Regions from separate parts of the Homo sapiens genome. Here region 2 is linked to region 1. Evidence: chromatin loops called from intact Hi-C (ENCODE). Cell type or tissue: IMR-90. All regions are shown on one strand. Each heading gives the region's core, and the rest is flanking DNA. Links, peaks and the distances in the headings are about the cores only.

The links. Peaks named below come from ENCODE experiments on the same cell type or tissue, not always from the same donor. Only the 100,000 strongest peaks of a DNase experiment are listed, where the experiment ranks them.
Region 2: a loop joins it to region 1, with 2.8 times the contacts of the local background. A loop is called at or near these places in 5 of 110 quality-filtered maps.

The regions. Positions count from the first base shown.
Region 1 is chr18:21,049,525-21,059,341 of GRCh38, forward strand. ROCK1 (Rho associated coiled-coil containing protein kinase 1) reads right to left here. Exons shown (of 33, transcript NM_005406.3): 3 at 256-356. Among named protein-coding and RNA genes, the nearest start is that of ROCK1, 57 kb to the right of the region's middle. In IMR-90, for the core only: no CTCF peak of the experiment used is centred there; a DNase peak (open chromatin) is centred at 3,747.
Region 2 is chr18:20,958,089-20,967,905 of GRCh38, forward strand. It overlaps ROCK1 (Rho associated coiled-coil containing protein kinase 1), which reads right to left. Exons shown (of 33, transcript NM_005406.3): 26 at 9,664-9,817; 27 at 8,829-8,988; 28 at 2,048-2,118; 29 at 1,752-1,840. Among named protein-coding and RNA genes, the nearest start is that of ROCK1, 150 kb to the right of the region's middle. In IMR-90, for the core only: no CTCF peak of the experiment used is centred there; no DNase peak of the experiment used is centred there.

The sequences.
Region 1 (9,817 bases), core at 344-8,343:
TTTAGTCTAATATTAGGAGCAAAGATTTATCTTCTGATGCCTGACACTTCTTTTCTGCCACAGATACTTGGGGAAAACACTTCCCACTATGGCTAGATTTGACACTAGGCTTCCATACCCTCAGGCAACAATGTCTAAAGGAACTTAAAGCAACAATTCTATAAAAACAGTATTTTCCCAAATAATATGTTAAACACACAAGTGGATTATTTTAATTTAATAAAGTCCTTTTGTATTCTCATTAAAATAACCTACCAATTGAACTTCTCCAAATGCACCTCTACCAATCACCTTCACTACTTCATAATCTTCAGCTTTCATTCGTAAATCTCTGATTTTATTTATTGTGTCTTTATCTGTATGAAAAGAAAAGTTTATCATTTTAAATCACTAAAGCATTACAACTAGCACTACTTATTTTACATTCGAGTTCTTAAGAAACACAATGAAAAACAACAAACTTCATGAAGAATTATTTGAAAATATGGTGAAACTTGAAGCTATAAAGTAGCTAAATGTTCAATTTGCTAAGATTTTTTAAAGTAAATTCCAGAATAACTTCATTACAACTACTAAAGGTTTTTATTAATCAAAATTTGACTTAACAGAATGTTTTAAAAACAAATATTACACTACAAACAAAAGCTGAAAATAATTAGCTAATTAGTTCCTGGTATTTTAAGTACACATCAAATCTGAATTTAGGAAACATGAGTAGATATTTTAGATTAATACTGGAATAAATTTTTCTTTTTATAAGGTCAGTTTTAGTGATCCTTTAAAAAAAGATGTAATTTAAGATATCAAAGGCAAACACACTAAAAAAAAAAAAAACAGTAAATTTTCCAACTGGTAATCTTTAATACTTATAGCATTACATTTCTCTATTTGAACCTAGATTTTAACTTGAAACACACAGTGAAAATCACTGCAATTATTTATATAAACTTGTCATACTACAAACTACAATAATTCACAAATCCCCACTGGATAGATATTCTAATTCCTAATTTGGTCATAGATTAAAATAGGGCTATTTTAATCCACATGGGTCAACACTGGCATGAGATTACATGGAAAAGCTTCACATTTCAGAGTTGTACAAAATACACAGCAGCTATTAAACTTCAGTTCCAGTTCCTAATAAGAGCTGTATTAATATTCTTGTTTTCCTTTTCAAATGCATTTAAACTCAAGTGTTTGTGTACTTTATGACCAATAAATACATGTAACAGAGAGCAAATTTCTACAAAGTTATAAGTACCTTTAATTTTAGGTTACATATCCACTGCAAGATGCACCAGAAAGATGAACAATAATCAATTAATTCGCTGCACAAATATTTCTATCTACCATACATCAGGCTGTACAGCACTGGAGATAAATAAACATAACTTTAAAATGTAGTTCCTATTCTTTAAGAGTTCAAACTCTAGCAAATAAAACAGAAACAATGAAAAAAAGAATTCAAAAAATGTAATAAGGAAGATAAACAGTTTTTTGAGTACTAAGGAGGACACCTAACTAAAGCCTGCTGGGTGAGAGATAGCTAGGAAGACTTTCTGTAAATGATGGTACCTGAAAAAAGTCTAAACTGAATAGTAGCGGTTAGCTAGATGATAGAGAATGAAAGAAAGAACAGGCCAGGTGTGGTGGCTCATGCCTGTAATCCCAAAACTTTGGGAAGCTGAGGCAAGCGGAATGTATGAGTCCAGGAGTTCAAGACCAGCCTGGGAAACATGATGAAACCCTGTCTCTACAAAAAATATTTTTTTAAAAATTAGCTGGGTGCAGTGGCAGTTTCCTGTAGTCCCAGCTACTCAGGAGGCTGAGGTGGGAGGATCACCTAAGCCCAGGACGTGAAGGTTGCAGTGAGCCAAGATCACACCAGTGCACTCCAGTCTGGGCGACAGAGCGAAACTCTGTCTCAAAAAAAGGAAAGAACAAGTGAACAATATAAGCAGACAAGCAATGTAAACCAAGCACAGAGGAACTGTATCTAAGTTCTATGTTGCTGGAGTATCAAGTTTGTAGTAAGGACTGACAGAAGAGGCTGGAGAGCCCCAGGTAAGTTCAGGAGCTTGAACTTTACCTATCAGCCAGTAGTTACAGTAATAAAACTAATATTTAAGTACCGAAAACCGTTTTCACATTAAAGTTTAAAGTAGCTCTCTACATGAAATAGATCAAAGAAACTGCTCTGTTCTAAATGAGGTTAAAGGTGTCAGAGAAGAGACAGAGCCTCATCTACTTCAGGCTCTTCCATAATACAGTCCCTGAGGAATGCTCTGGAATCTGCTGGGAACTGAGAAGCACCACTACTATGGGCAGGAAGCCATGAAAAGGAATTATGATGGATAAAACAACATAGTCAAACTTACATTTCAGGAAAACTACTCTAGGAAATACGTAGAAGATGAGTTCAATAAAGTCAAGACAGGAGGTGGGGAGAATTTTAAGAGTATTGTAATACCCCAGATGAGAGAGAAAGTTCTGAACCTGGATAATATAATAGCCTGTTACGTTGAAAAAAAGATTCTTGGCTCTAGCTATGAGCTAGAATAGGCTGTAGAGTCTTGACAAAGACCGCAGACAAGTCATTTGAAATCTAAAAGATCTTTCTATGTTCTACTGCCTTGGATTCTAGCTTGTTCTAATACAGGTTTACGTGCTAACAAGTGTAAATGCCTCTGTTGGATGGCTTTCAATCAAACTCAGAGATTCTATGGTTCTACTTTTCCTAGTTCATCTCACCAAGGGTCCAACCTAGAACTAATAAAGAACTTAATGGTAAAATTCTAAGCATTGGACTTTAGTTTCCCAAACACTCAGGACTATGTATTCACACCTACCCAAATCTCAGGATCTTAAACGAAGCCTATTTATTGTAAAGTAGTCATGTAAGAAACCCACTCTTGGTCTAGGGGTACTATATAGCCTGAACTTTGTAGGCTTATGGCTCCATTGAGACAGAAAACAATGCATGCACTAGAACAGGGATTCCCAACCCCTGAGCCGTGGACCTGTACCGGTTCATGGCCTATTAGGAACTGGGCCACACAGCATGAGGTGAGCAGTGGGTAGGCAAGCATTACCATCTGAGCTCCACCTCCTGTCAGATCAGCAGCGGCATTAGATTCTCACAGGGGCACAAACCCTATTGTGAACTGCACATGCGAGGGATCCAGGTTGCACATTCCTTATGAGAATCTTTTTTTAATGCCTGATGATCTGAGGTGGAATAGTTTCATAAAACCATCCCGTCTGCCACCCCCCAACCCCCATCCTGTCCATAGAAACACTGTCTTCCACAAAACTGGTCCCTGGTGCCAAAAAGTTTGGGGACTGCTGCTCTAAAGAAAAATAATAAGTACATAAATAAATATGTAACTTAATTTCACATTGTGATACATATTCTAAAGAAAATAAGACCAAGCTTTCCCAAGTCTGTAAGGGGAGACTATATACACAGGCTAATTCTTCAGTCACTTCAAACTCTGCACTGATTCCTCAAATAAACAAGAGTCAAGGAAAACAACTCAAAATTGGTTATTTTTTAATTGACTATTGATGCCACTCCCAATACCCCCAATTCTTTGAGCAGCTATTCTTGCCCAAAGGCTAACAGTCTTAGGCAAGTTTTTCTCTCTGTACACATTTGTTTGGCTGCTGCAATCACACACCATCAGTGAACAGCTTTCTCTGCTAGGCTAGTGAATAAACCACTCATACACTTACATAACATTGCAGCCTCTTTTTTTTTTTTGGTCAAGCCTGCATGAACATTTTTCTTTATGAAGAAATTTTACTGGGATGAGATACTCTGTTTTAAATTTTCTATTTTTTCTCACTGTTGCTGTCCTATGAGTCAGGAAGATCATAGTGAGTGCTTAGTCTGGGAATGTCCAAAGTACACTGTATTCCTTTAGCACAGCTATACTGTCATTGCATAATTTAAAAAAATGCTTTGCCACCTAACTTGATAAAAATAATCCATTCTCCATTATGCTTCAAAAAGGACAACATTTGGGCTGGGCATGATGGCTCACACCTGTAATCCCAGTGCTTTGGGACACAGAGGCAGGAGGATTGCTCAAGGCCAGGAGTTTGAAACCAGCCTGGACAACATACCAAGACTTGTCTTTACAAAAAATTTAAAAATTAGCCAGGCCCATGGTGGCATGCACTTGTAGTCCCAGCTACTTGGGAGGCTGAGGCAGAAGGACTGCTTGAGCCTAGGAGTTCAAGGCTGCAGTGAGCTATGAATGTGCCACTGCACTCCTGCCTGTGTGACAGTCTTTTAGGGGAGGGAAAAAAAAAGACAACATTTCAAGTATACTCTTCTCTTCTTGCTTTGACACATGCGTATGTACTGGTAATAGAAAACAAATAAAATGTTGTGATATGGTGATACATATAGCACTCAAAACTGTCAAGCTGTAACAGCATCACTGTGATTTCTACTGTGCTGAGCAGCAGTGTGAAGCAAGGAGAGCATCACATATGGTCGCTGTTGTAGCTACTCAGCTTAGGTGTTGTAGAACAAAAGCAGCTATACACAATACATTTTTTAAAGTGTAGCAACGTCCCAAGAAAACTTTATTTATGGACACTGAAATCTGAATTTCCTATTATTTCACATTCATGATATTGTTTCATTATTTCACCATCATGATCATGATGGGCTTTAAAAACCATCTACATATCAACTTCCAAATTTTTATCTCTAGTCTAGTCTCTCTTAAACTTCAAACTTATATATGCAATTGTATATTCTTTAATTATATATTCTTTTGACTTTTTTTTCAATCATGAAAAAATACAAAAAACATGCTTAGTTCATGAGCCACAGTGGTGGGTGAGATTTGGCCTGTGGGCTGTAGTTCACCAACTCCTGCTCTAATAAAACCCAGTGGCCTTCTGAGGGCACTGCTTCCCCACAGCTCTCAAGTGGGGACCTTTACTTTTCCACATGCCTTAGACAACCGACCCTGAAAGTGGGAGATCCCCCACATCCCCACCCCTAAATCTGCTAGCTTTGATTTTCATTATATTAGGTTGTATTTCCCACCTCTCATTGTTGCTGTAATCTACTGACTCTCAGAGGTCACCACGTCTCATCGCTAGACAGTTTTACTTCCTGATTTACTGAACTTCTCTCCAATATTCTCCTGTTTTAATTCTTAATAACTTTAATATACCCACAGATAATACTTACAGTACCTTGGCCTCTCAACACCTATACTTCTCTCCTTCAATGATCTTGTCCTCTACCTTACCTTGGTCACTCATTTCCATGGTCATATACTAGACCTTGTCATTACTCATAATTATAATCTTCCAACAATTTCAATTAGAAAACTTACACTCTCTAAGCACTCTCTTATAGCTTTCCTGCTTAGTTCCTCTAGCATCTTAACTCCAACAACCCCAACCCCACCAGGACCTCCAATCCATTGATTCTACTACACTCATACTTTCCCTCGTTGCACTGATAGCCTCTTTTTCCTACCTAGCCAGCTTAAATTACATGGTCAATTATTATAATCACTCCCTTGCATATACCTTTAATGTCATGAGCTCTCTTCTGCCTCACTTTACTTAGTTTGGCAAAACGACAATCCTATTATAGTTAAATCCAACTCTCCAACTACTCTATGTCAGCACCCATGCAGTTGAATATGTCTCAATAAATACATAAAATCACAATGACTGATCCTATTTTAAAATTCATAATCACAAACATCAAGCTGGCCCTTAGTTCTACTTGGCAATCCTAAATTTCTAGTCACTCTCCCACTCTCCTAGAGACGTATTTCAAGTTTTCTTCTTTCTTCACACACACCTCCCACAGCTCTCCCACTGATCCTCGTTCACAGCTAATGATCTTGTTTGGCTACTACCCTGAAACGAACGAAACAATCAGAAGAAAACTACCACTGACTTACCACCACTTACACACTTAACTATCAGCATGTACAAGCATATATTTTGTCTTTTCATATTTTACTATGGGAGACTACTTCTATCTTAACTTAAACCCTCCACTCATGCACTAGATGTCATCCTTTTTCATTACTGTAGTTCAAGGACATTGCTCAAGCAATTCTCCCCTTTCTCCTCTATTACTAAGCTTTACCCCTCCTAACCGGATCCCACCATGCTGTTTTCTCTCCCATCTTAGGGAAACAAAAAAAAACTCTTGATCTCATTTCTCTCAGCAGCTACTGTCCCATTACTCAACTCCCCACTGCAGCAAAATTTCTCAAAAGTTGTCTATAATTTCTGTGACTAAATCTTTCCTACTATTTGCTCTAAAATCCACTTCAGGTCGGCTCTTACCTTTCTTTCAAAACTACTTGTCAAAGTCACAAATGAGCATCATGTTGCTAAATCCAATGACCAATTCTCAGCCCTCATCTTGATATATCAGTGGCTTTAACACTTCAATCACTCTCTCCTGATACACTTTCTTTACTTGACTTTCAGGACACAACATTCTTCCAACAATACTGAAGATTTTACTTTTCAACCTTAGTAGTTTTCAGTTGCCTTGGCTGGTTCCTCCCCTTCTCTCAGATTTCTTAACACTGGAGCATTCCAAGGCTCAGCCCTCAATGGTGACTTCTTCTCTATCTACACTCACTTCTCTGGTGGGCTTTAAAAACCATCTACATATCAACTTCCAAATTTTTATCTCTAGTCTACATGTCTCTCTTAAACTTCAAACTTATCTATTCAATTACTTTCAAAATATATCCTCTTTTGAAAAACATCTCAAATTTAATGTGCCAAAAACTGAAGAAATATTCTCACCCAAAACTTATACCTATGTGTCCCACACTTTGGCCGATGGCTCAATTTTGCTCAGGACAAAAACCTAGGGGGCATTCTTGACTCCTTTTTTTCTTACACTCCACATCCTATCTTTCAGGAAAATATGTTGGCTCTCTCTTTGAAATATATCTGTAATCTGATAGCTTCTCACCCTCTACATTGCTACCATGCTAGACCAAGTCACCATCATCTCTTCCTTGGATTACTGTGATAGACTCTTAACTGATTGCCCTGTGTCTATTCTCAACATAGGGTGATGTTCTTAAAACACAAGTCAGATCATGTCACTTCTCTGCTCAAAAGTCTCTAATGTCTTGCCATCTCACCCAGAGCAAAAGCCCAAGATTTTACAATGGCCTACAAGACTCTACATGACCTAGCCTCCCCATTTCCTTACCTCTATGATATCATCCTACAATTCTCCCCCTTGCCTAATCCTCTCCAGCCACACTGGCTTCCTTGATGTTCTTCAAACAGGCCAGGTACACTCTCCTCCCTTCAGGCCTTTGCACTAGCTGCTCCTCTGTATGCCACTCTCTTCCCTCAGACATCCACATGGCTAACTCCCTCAACTACTTCAACTCTTTTTTCAAATGTCACCTTTTAACAAGGCCTACCCTGGCCACCTTACCTAAAACAGCAAACTTCTCAGAACTTCCGATCCTTCTTAAACTGTTGTATCTTTTCCTATGGCAGATTTTGACCTCTTTGTTATTCACAAAATTAGTTTTATGCAAAATAATATTTGCAAAATCACAAATCTGGTAAGTCTTCCTTCATTCTAAAACCTCCAAATAGGATGTTGTGACCATCTAGACTCTTTTAGCAATTTCTGATTGTCAACTATATTGAGTCAGGTGATGCTGGCAGAAAGCTAAGATTCAGAGAAGTGAAATACTACTATGCAACATATTCAGCAAGAAATAAAATGAGCAAATTGAGTCATAAATAGGAACCACAGTCTTGACAACCACTAACTAGCTAATCATTAGAGCTAGTCGTTTAGAGTTAATCTTTCTCCAAATGATCACAAGTTAGCAAAAGGGCCAGTGCAAAAAGGCTAACTTACAGCTTCTGGGTTACCAAAAATTCAAAAGCATTTCAATCATATATAAACTCTTCAATCTAATTTTCAAGAAAGCAAATGGATGATTTTTCCTAATACTGTTTTAAAAATTGGCCAGGCGCTGTGACTCACGCCTATAATCCCAGCACTTCAGGAGGCCAAGGCAGGCGGATTGCTTGAGGTCAGGAGTTCAAGACCAGCCTGGCCAACATGGCAAAACCCCGTCTCTACTAAAAACACAAAAATTAGCCGGCACGGTGGTGGGCGCCTGTAATCCCAGCTAATCAGGAGGCTGAGGCATAAGAATCACTTGAACTCAAGAGGTGGAGGTTGCAGTAAGCCGAGTTTGGGCCACTGCACTCCAGCCTGGGTGACTGACCGAGACTCTGTATCAAGAAAAAAATTAAATTAAATTAAAAATAAATAAAAATCAACTTTATACCCAGTAAATTTTACTTCTAGGAATTTATCCTAAGGAAATGAGATACAATGTGGGACCAAGATATCTACAATAAAGTAGTTTTTACAATTTTAAAGAGCAAATAATTTCATATACATAGAGTATTAGGTAACATTTAAAATTGTGTTGAATATTTAATTACATAGAATTATGTTCAGCATATAATGTTGTGCAAAGAAATAGAACAAACTGTATACAGTATATGAACTTGATTTTCTAAAAACATAATTATATACTGATACACAGATATGGATTTTTTTAAAGGCCAGAAGAAAATATGCCAAAACAATAACTGCAGTCATCTCTGAGTTTGGTGAGACTACAGATTATTCTGCCACATTTTCTATATATTTTAAGTTTTTTATAATGACCCTTTGTTGCTTTTCTAATGAAAAAAACAAAAGATGTATTTTGCCTACCCTAAGATCCTAGATTATAAAACGTACCATTACTTTATGTACCACTAGAGATTCTAAGATACATTCTAATTTCAAAAATGTTCAAAGTTTTTTTAAATGTCACAATAGGTAAAATATCATAATAAACATTATGTACCTTGTACTGTTTGACCAGAATACTGCTACTCTGCCTAAAAAAGCCCAGTATACATTGCATACTTTTAGAGTAGTGAAAGCAGCCCTAAAAAGCTCAAAAATTAAACTTATTTGAAAAATTCACAAGAATGTTATATTCAATTCCATAAAAATCTGATTTTTCTTTTCTTTTTCCTTGAGACAGGGTCTCACGCTGTCATGCAATCTCAGCTCACTGCAACCTCCACCTCGGAGTTCAAGCGATTCTCCCACCGCAGCCTCCCAAGTAGCCGGGACTATAGGCACACAACACCATGCACAACTAATTTTTGTATTTTTGCAGAGACACAGTTTTGCCATGTTGCCCAGGCCGATCTCGAACTCCTGGGCTCAAGTGATCTACCTGCCTCGGCCTCCGAAAGTGCTGAGATTACAGATGTGAGCCACTGCAACCAGCACTGTTTTAATTAAGAAAATTATTTCATGTCCAAATGTTCAAATAAAATCACACTCTAGGAAGATGTGCTACATTTTGACTGCATAGGCACATAGGCACGCATCCACCCACCCACATACACACAGAGTAATCCAGTTTGATAAACAGATCAACAAAAAATAAATATAAAAAATCCAGACTCCTAAATTCAAACTCCTCAACATGGCAAAAAAATATATATATATCATTAGTGACTGTCCAGTCTTATAGTTCTAGATAAGATACTCCCCACAACCATGCTCTAGCAATGCCTAGTTATTTGCAATTATCTATATAAGCCCATACTGCTTCATCTCTCTGTGCCTTTCCAGATGTTATCACTAGCCTAAAATGACTTCCCCCACCACCTTATCTGACCAAGTTACTATTAAACAAGATCTAATCTTTTATCTCCTCTTTAGACATTCCTGATTCCCTCTCAAGCA
Region 2 (9,817 bases), core at 851-8,850, 91 kb before region 1:
GAGGAAAGAAATCTCTCATCAATCTAAAAAGTATTTAACTTAGTTGAAAGATAGTATCTTTCATACTAGTGTTTATGTATTATTTCGCTTAAGCTGATAATTTAAATTTTGACAACTAAAGCTGTTTATTAAAAAAACAGAAAATAAAGAAAGAGTATTCTCTAGAACTTGCTTAATTCTTTTCACATTCTAACTATAACCAGCTCCACAAATACTTAATTCCAAAGGGATGATAATACTTTATTTTATATATATATTTCTTTTAAAAAGCAGTTACCAGACTTGACTTTGAATATATATTTTGTTGAATATGTTTTGCCTTTTCTCCTGCTAGTCGGTAAGGTCCTTAATGATGGAATTTACTCATCTTTATACATACTACATAATCTATGATAATATAAGCAGCAATAATTAAGAAAAGATTTTAGAATGAATATAAGAAAAAATACTATATTATAGGCCTCTTTGACCTATCATTACAAAAGAACAGATATATTTATATTTCCCCTTAATAATGACCAAAGAATCCTACACAGTTGTTCTTTTATATCCACAGGGAACTGATTCCAGGAACTCCAAAAATATCAAAGTCCAAGTATGCTCAAGGCTCTTATATAAAATGGTGTGGTATTTGCATATAACCTAGGCACATCCTCCTGTATGCTTTAAAATCATCTCTGTATTACTCATAAGACATAATACAGTATAAATGCGATGTAAACAGTTGTTATACTGTATTTTTTAAAGAAATTTCTATTATTAATAGTTATAAAATATATATATTATATATATAAATATATATATTTATTTATATATATATATTTTATATATTTTATATATATATTATATAAAAAATAATATATATATTTTATATAATATATATAATATATATATTTTATAAAAAATAATATATATATTTTATATAATATATATAATATATATATTTTATATAATATATAATATATATATTATATTTTATATTATATAATATATATATTTTATATAATATATATATTATATATATATTATATAATATATATATTATATATATTATATAAAATATATATATTATATATTATATAATATATATAATATTATATATAATATATATAATACATATAATATATATATTTTTTTTTTGAGACAGAGTTTCGCTCTTGTGGCCCAGGCTGGAGTGCAGTGGCGCAATCTAGGCTCACTGCAACCTCTGCCTCCCAGGTTCAAGTGATTCTCCTGCCTCAGCCTTCTGAGTAGCTGGGACTACAGGCGCCTGCCACCACGCCCAGCTAATTTTTGGATTTTTAGTAGAGATGGGGTTTCACCATGTTGGTCAGGCTGGTCTTGAATTCCTGACCTCAGGTGATCCACCTGCCTCGACCTCCCAAAGTGCTGGGGTTACAGGTGTGAGTCACCGCACCCGGCCCTCTTTCAAATATTTTCTATCCACAGTTGTGGATATGGAACCCACTGATACACAGCTGACTATACTTTTTGAAATGCTCTCTGAACTCAAACTACTAAACACTTGAACTAAAAAAGTTGTCTTCCAAATACATGAAATAAGTATATACATTTTTCCTTCTCACATTTTGCTGAAGATTTAATATAATGTCAACATTTATGCTTAAGAAAAACAGAAAAGTAGGTAACAGTGCTGAAGTAACACAAAATATAAAATAAATTTTAAGTCTAAAAATAATTATCAAAAGTTAGCTCTCAACCCCTTTAAAATTCAATCAAAGGCAACTTACTCTATGTCCAATACCATAGATGGATTGGATTGCTCCTTATCTTGTTCGTCATTATAGAACAAAATTTTTTTGCTGCTTACCACAACATACTGAAATAAGAAAAAGGGGGGAAGAGTTACAAGAGCAACATTAACTTGGTTTAAAGTGATAAGCATAATATTTGCCACTAATATCTAGATTATACTGTATTAATGTAAAATAAATGCTAGTAAAAAAAAGTAGCTAATATAAGTTCTATGCTCCAAAGTAAAATATAGAACAAAATACCAGTTAGAAAATAATTAGGTATATGGTACCTGTTTCTTCCAGCCATATCGTTTGATATTTCCTCTATTTGGTACTGAAAGCCAACCTTCAATTCTTGACTCTAGGAGAAAAAGAATATATGTATTAGTCAGTCTTAAATTGTAACAAAAGAAAAACTATTAAAAGTTGTCTGACAGCATGCAGCAACAAGCAATTGAACACAACTAAATGAATAAGTGCTATAATTTGCTCTTCCATGCTTCAATCACACAAATCAACTTTAATGGCCATACAAATATTGCAGAAAAAAATTCCAAGCCACTTTTCCCATACAATTTAACATTTAGTAATCAATTACAAAAGTATGAAGTAACAATACCCTTAAGAGCCAGGCAAGACTGGAATGGATTGCAGCTTAAATGGGATATGATGTAGAAGACTTTATCATTTAACATTCATATAAAAATAATCAGCAAAAAAAAAGAAAGAAAAAAATAATGCAGCAAGTGGAACAAATCAGAGCCATGATTTACACAAGAAAGAGCAAGCAAAAGTATAGAAGTGTCCTATTACTCACAGAAGACAAGAATAGAAGATAAATAAATAAGGAATGCAGGCAGAATCAACTAGATATAAAGAATAAGAGACAAGTATTTTATTTGTTTTCTCAGTACAATATTCTGATTAAGCTTTTTGGTAAAACAACTTCAATTTGAATTTGTAACTATTTCAATAAAATTGCCCAAATTTGGTTGAGGGGAGCACTTAACTCTAGTGCTAAGTTCAATTGCAATTCTACTCAAACTAAAGAGTTTTAAAGCCTCTTAAGTTTCTGATATCACAATTTGATCAACAGTAAAAACAACACAGAATCCATTTGGTCTACTGCCATTATTTCAACTAGTACGTGCATACCAGGAATTCCTTGACTATTTGATCAAGGCATTTTATAATAATTATTACTATTGTTTAAATATAACTAATGTCTACTAGAAATATCTGGGGGATAAAGACAACTCCATTAGAAATAGTTATTTTAGATCAGGTTGGAAATAAGAAAATCCATTCAATTTAACTATTTTCCGTATCTACCTTATATTTGAAACACAAAAGAATAGAAAAATAACCAATTTCAAAGTATGACACTAAAATATGAGATTATACTATCATTCAAATGGTAATCCTAAGGCAATATATTGTCCGCCTTCATATAATTTAAAAGCTATAAACTCAGTCTTACAGTAACAGTTAACAATAGGTAACATTTACTGATTTATTTATTCATAAATTTACTATTTGCCACATGCTTTATAATATCTCATATTTAACCTATGTATAAGTCCATGAATACAGGATATTATATTCCGAGGAATTCGGAAAAGGTTCTACTGTCATCTTTCACTTACAAAAGAAGAGACTAAGGCTTAGCAGGGTAAACGGACTTGGGCAAGGCAACTCTATCAGTATCTATCAAAGCTCTATGGTTTCAAACCCCGGCAGTCTAATTTCTGAGCTTATGTTTCTAGAGCACAACACTATTCTGTTCGCAAACAAGCTCTGCAGTTGACTGAATTGTGGGAAATATTTTTTTCCCCTACTCCCACCAGGTACGTAATGTCTCCACACCTTTGCTTGTGTTATTCCTCTTCATATAAATTGTTAAAATGGAGGAAATGGTGAGGTAACTTTAGTTCAAAATGATCCCTCTCTTCTCCCAACATTTTTCTTTTTCCTTTTTTTTTTTTTTTTTTTTTGACATGAAGTCTTGTTACGTTGTCCAGGCTGGCCTCAAACTCCTGAGCCTCAGCTTCCTAAGCAGTGGCATGTACCACAGCACCTGGCTTTAATTGCTGCAATTTAGTTCATGAAGTAATTATTTTGTTGCTTAGGTAGTTCCTTGGTAAGTTTTGTGAGAGCAAGGACCATATCTTAACACTTGATTTTATATATCCCATGGCAAATGACACAACGAGGTGGTACTTGACAGATATTTGTTGATTATTTTGTAATTCTGCATTTTTCTGAATTAGCCAATTAAAGTCATCCTTTGTAAATAGTGGTTCCAGTTTAAAAACCAAACAGGCAGTTTTATACTAAATAGCATGCAGAAGACTGTTGATCACATATTGATCATTCACCAATATTTTATCTTATAAAAGCAAAAAAGTTATTGCCAGAAATTTTCCCATTAGTGTGGTAGAAATTGCAGCTCTGGTTTTAAAGTGTAGTTTGGAAAACATTAAGATGAACATTAGTGAGAATGAAAAGGAGTCTTAATATCTGATAATACAAAGTTGTTTAGTATTAGTAATTCCTCACCAAAAACAAAGATATAAAAGCCTTTGAATTCTTGACATTTACACAAAATTTGTATGCCAAAATACCCTATACTTTCACATTATTTCTTTGTGACAATCAATGTCAAAAATATTTATGCTTTCTGGCTCTAGATGTGGGTTAACCTGCCAGTTTTAATATATCTTCAATAAGTTGTTATATGGTATGGCTTTATCTGTCATTTCAGTGTTCCTTAGAAATTTTATATATCAAGGGAATCTTATGAGTCAAATAAGCCAGAATTCTACATTTGCTCATATTTAAATTAAATGAAGAGGGTCAGGGAGAAAATAAATTAAATGAAGAAATCTGGAATGCAAATAAAGGTGTCAAGAATATGTGAAGGTTTTTGCCAATTTACAACAATGTCATGGGAGAAAATTTTAGTTTTTCCATCTGGTGAATTCCCTCAGAGAAGCAACTGAACTAAGCTCAATAATAACAGATAAAAAAATACATACTAGCTTCTCCTGCGTTTCCTTTCCTTACGCCTACCATAGTTGCAAGATAATATACTTACCAGTTTTTAAAATATATAAAGACCTCCTCTAAAATCGGGACCACCTGTAACTTAAGTGGTGATCTGGAGGTATAACGCTGTAAATTCCATCTTTTATATCACAAGCACAGAAAACAGCTTCTCCAGATAACTAAATGAAACTCCCACTGAGAGAACCTCTAAGTCTGGATTATCCTTAATAATATTCTACATATGTACAAAAACAACTTGGCTCTAAATTTTATACAATATATTTGTAGAACAATTTTAACTTATAAGAAGTTAGATGTATATTACTGCAATATCAGCGATTTCTTTACCCAAATAAGAGACAATCTAACTACATGTACATCAATACTCGATATAGCCAATTCAAACATCAGAGCTAACCTCTGAAGACTACCTAATTTATTTAGCTATACCACAAACATACTGCTTAAGAAACAGGGCTAAAGAACCATTTCAAAACACTTTAATTAAATTCAAAAGTGATATAAAAAAGAAAATTAATTAATACTCAACAAGTCAGATACACCAACTTCAAATCACTAGATTTGGGCAAGGTCAGAAACATTCATATATTCAAATATTGGGAAACACACCAAGAGATCCACCATTTTCAGGTTTAAGTTACATAACCTAAGGTCAAGCTGGATGGAAAAGGGTATGATACAAATAATCCATAAGAGATAATGAATATTACTGGAGTATCAATACCAAGTTTTCCTAATCCATCATCTATTTCTACATTCTCTTCAGATGTCTAGGTTAACAGTTCCAAAAGAAGGAAAGAGAAAGAATGAGGAAAAGAAACAGTTATCACATTAAAGTTTTTTGTCATCTAGGCAACAGGCACCCATAACCGTAAGGGTAATCTTTATGTTTGTATTGTGTGCTAGGTCACAACCTGCTACAGAACCAAAGAGAAGATAAAGACATAAAAGAATTAAGAGAATGAAGGTGACTTCAAGAACTTCAAAGAGTTATAAGTCAGAGAAGGAGTAACATTTTTTAAATAAAGTTTTTAGAATTGGGAATTTTAGAAGGGAGATTTAATATTTAAGCTAGTTAATAACAAAATGGCCACTAAGGATTCATAGAGGCTGCGTTCTAGATGTGCAAGATAATTAAATTATAATCTTTATACTGAATGATGAAATATAAGAGAAATAATAAAAGTTGCAGTGTCAGTTTATCCATCCAACTACTTAAAAAAAAACTGAAAAATGTGACCCATATTTCAAAAAGCCATCATTTTAACTTGGAGTAAACTTAATCTATTCAAAGCCCTCTCCTTTTTAGTACGTATATTCATTTACTTATTTTCTAAACTGAAGTAAAAATTAATCATTAGCCATTACCTTCAAGAAATTTTTTAGACACTTGAATGATATGTAACTATCTAATATTAAGAATGAATATCAACATTCTTTAACAATTCTTCCTAGATATGAATGCAAAACCTTAACTTTATTTGCCAGGGACCATTTTTGAGCATCTAGTAAATGGTGGATTTAATACAGATTTTCAATTTACTAGCAAAATATCTGACCCACAGAGAGGTAAATAATATTGACAAAGACTATCCATTAATTTCTACTTCCAATATGAAAGTCAAGGTTCAGCACTGTTGAGATTTTATAAAGTCTCAAAATTAAGAACACAGTAATAGGAAAAGAGGTATTAACTGGCCTCTTCTAGCAAGGGAGAATGGCTACCAGTACTCCCCGCCCCACTTGGTTTGGACTTTGATAACCTTAAAAACAAAATTCCTGAAAGTACACTAATATTCTAAGAAATATACTGAAAATGGAGCTAGTAGAAACATTTAAAAATCTCTTTGCTCAATAAGTCAATTTATTAGGTCAGGATTCTGAAACCTAAATGGATTCCCAGCCTAAGTCTGCCAATGAAGCCAGCTGATGGCACTATGAGCTTAGCCTTTCTGAATCAGCCACGATGGTGGGTAAAATTAATCACTTTCCTCATTAGCAGTCCCACCAGCTCACCTTTCAACTCAAATCTTCTAACTAGCATTCACCAATAATGTGTCCATTTCTGACATATTTAACCCAATACTAAGAACACTAAGGTGCATATAAGGCATTATAAATAGTTAAAGGGAAATGGGTGGAATAAAAATAAAATTGGTCAGGATTTCGAACTGACACTAAATAGAGCAAGGTCGGCCAGGCGGGTGGCTCATGCCTGTAATCTCAGCACTTTGGAAGGCCAAGGCAGGCAGATAGCTTGAGCTCAGGAGTTCAAAACCAGCCTGGGCAATATGGTGAAATCCCGTCTCTACAAAAAATTAAAAAAATTAGCCGGGTGTGGTGATGTGCACCTGTAGTCCCAGCTACTCAGGAGGTTGGGGCAGGAGGATCGCTTGAGCCCAGGAGGCAGGATCATGAACCAAGATCACGCCACTGCACTCTAGCCTGGGCAACAGAGTGAGACTGTTTCATACATACATACATACATATATACATACATACATACATACATACATACATACATACATATATACATAGAGTAAGAATGTATACATACATACATACATAGAGTAAGAATCCCTATACTAAATAACTCCAGAAGTATCTCAGGGTTAATGAAGTGGGAATCTAACCTACCAATTCAGTTCAACAATTGAAAGAATGTAGCCAAACACTTCTAAAAGTCATATTCTTAGTGATGATTAAGTCTAACTTTAGAAAGATGTTCAAACAATAACTAAAGCTACAGGTTCTTATTAAATTCAAAGTGATCCTACAATAATGAATCGTGTGTACCTGCAAGTTTCTCAAGAGGTAGGCAGTTTCAGAGAGCCAAAAATAGGTAAACAGAGGAGTTCCTTGACCACTAAAATAAGAAATATTTCTTCGCTGCCTTTCCATTCCCAGATACCTGATTTTGACCTAGCAAAGCCACACAAGAATGAGGCCAGGGATCACATAGCATACAGAGAGGAGCTGAATTCATTTCCCACTTTGAGTCCCACTTTCTTGACCAAGAAAGATACTATAAAATTTTCTGAGTGACTCCTCTAGTTCCTTATATCAAATTCACAATAACAAGTAATATCTGTTAAAACAGAATCCCAATATCAAACATGCTGCTTCATAAATATCTTCCTATTTATGTATTATTCAGAAAATACACTAATTAAAATCTATTTTCAAGTGTATTATCATGTATACAAAACTTCCAAGACTCTGAACTAAGACTCTGTGTATATGTAAATGCATGTTTTAATAATGATAACCTACTCATTTTATTTCTAAATTGAACTTATAGTATGTGTATTTCTCATCTCTGTAAAGTACATAAAGGTATTATAGTTTACATGACGATTAAACCAAGAATGAGGTTGTGTTTATTTTTAAATTGATTCTCCACTGGGAAAAAGAAGACACAGAAAAAAGTCTCAAATCTTAGCCACTCATTCCTGCCTTTATTTGACACCCCCGGCCTCTTACTGCACTGCCCAACCCATTTTATCTATTTCCCCAAACTTAAAACTTAGCAAAGTCTGACTGAAGTTGATCACTACTCCACTAGATAGGGTTCTATATGTAGCTGCTGTGGTTCTGATGATAAAGTACAGTTCTTAGTTTTAGCACAAGAATACATAAAATGTTAAAGAGCTATTACTCACAAAAATGTACAACTTTTAAAAAATAGTGAGATGTGTAGTAGCAGCTTTGACTCTCACTGTGGACTTAGGCTGCTCAAAATAGGTTCATAAACCTCTTATGGTTTTTATTCAGGTAAAGCTTCTTAGGTCTATTTAAATAGCCTAAGATTGCTTACAACTGCTCTACTCCACAAAATACACCAAGTGTATAATCATCATCAGGCCTTGGCTATCAGAAATAAGAATTCCTTCTTAGGAATCCATGGACAAAATGACAAGGAGGTAGAAAACCAAATGAAAGAAATATACACTAATTTCCATGACATTTATACATGTTTGAATGATACAGAATTATTCTTACCTGGGAGGTTACCATCAGTTTCATCAGCACTAGGAAAACTAGCAACACTTGTAGAATCCGAGAGGTCCAAAAGTTTAGCACGCAATTGCTCAATATCACTCTCTTTGCTGGCCAACTGCATCTGAAGCTCATTCCTATGTGCACATTCTTCTACCAATTGCTAATTTTGAAAAGTATCAAGATAATATAATCAAGCTAAAACAATTTCCAACATTACTAATTGAAATATGATAATTTAAATTGCTAATACTAAAAATGTACAGTAAACTTCATGAATGTTTGCTACCACAGATTTTGATACACTACAGAAATGTCAAGTTCTTTCTCAGTAATACAATGCTCGGACAAATTCCTTTTCTCCTTGCCTTAAAAAGAGTTTTTGTTTTTGTTTTCAAACATAAGCCATCAAAACAAAAAAGTTACAACAAAAGAAAATGCTTTTCTGGCTCCAAATGAAGTAGCTTTAAAGGTATAGAAAACTTCAGAAAACCATAACTGATGGAGCTAAAAAGCTTAGATCTAAGTGCCCGAGACCAGGTTCTCAATTTTGTTCTATTAACAAGCCAAGGGGTATCAAAAAATTAAGCTTGTTATTTTGATTTCAAAAAAGTGAGTCTTGACTAGAGAAAATAAATAAGCTACAATACTTCAAAACCTCTACCCCAATTATAGTTAATATTATAACAGCCATATCCCAATTTCAGTCTGAAACCAAACAGGCAGAACCCTTGATTGTTCCCAATCTAAACAAGATAAATAGATAACAAGTATATACAGAAATAATTTAAGAAAATAATCCTTCACACTCATATCCATACACACACAGAAACCTTACCGCTTGCATGTCATTCAGTTCCTTCTGATGTTTCACTACCATCTGGTTGAATTTCTCTCTTTCTTGGTTGAGTTCCAGTTGCAGCTTTCGATTTTCCTTTTCTTTCTTTCTCAAATCTTGTGTATTAGCTTTCTTTCTATCAATTTTAAAATCT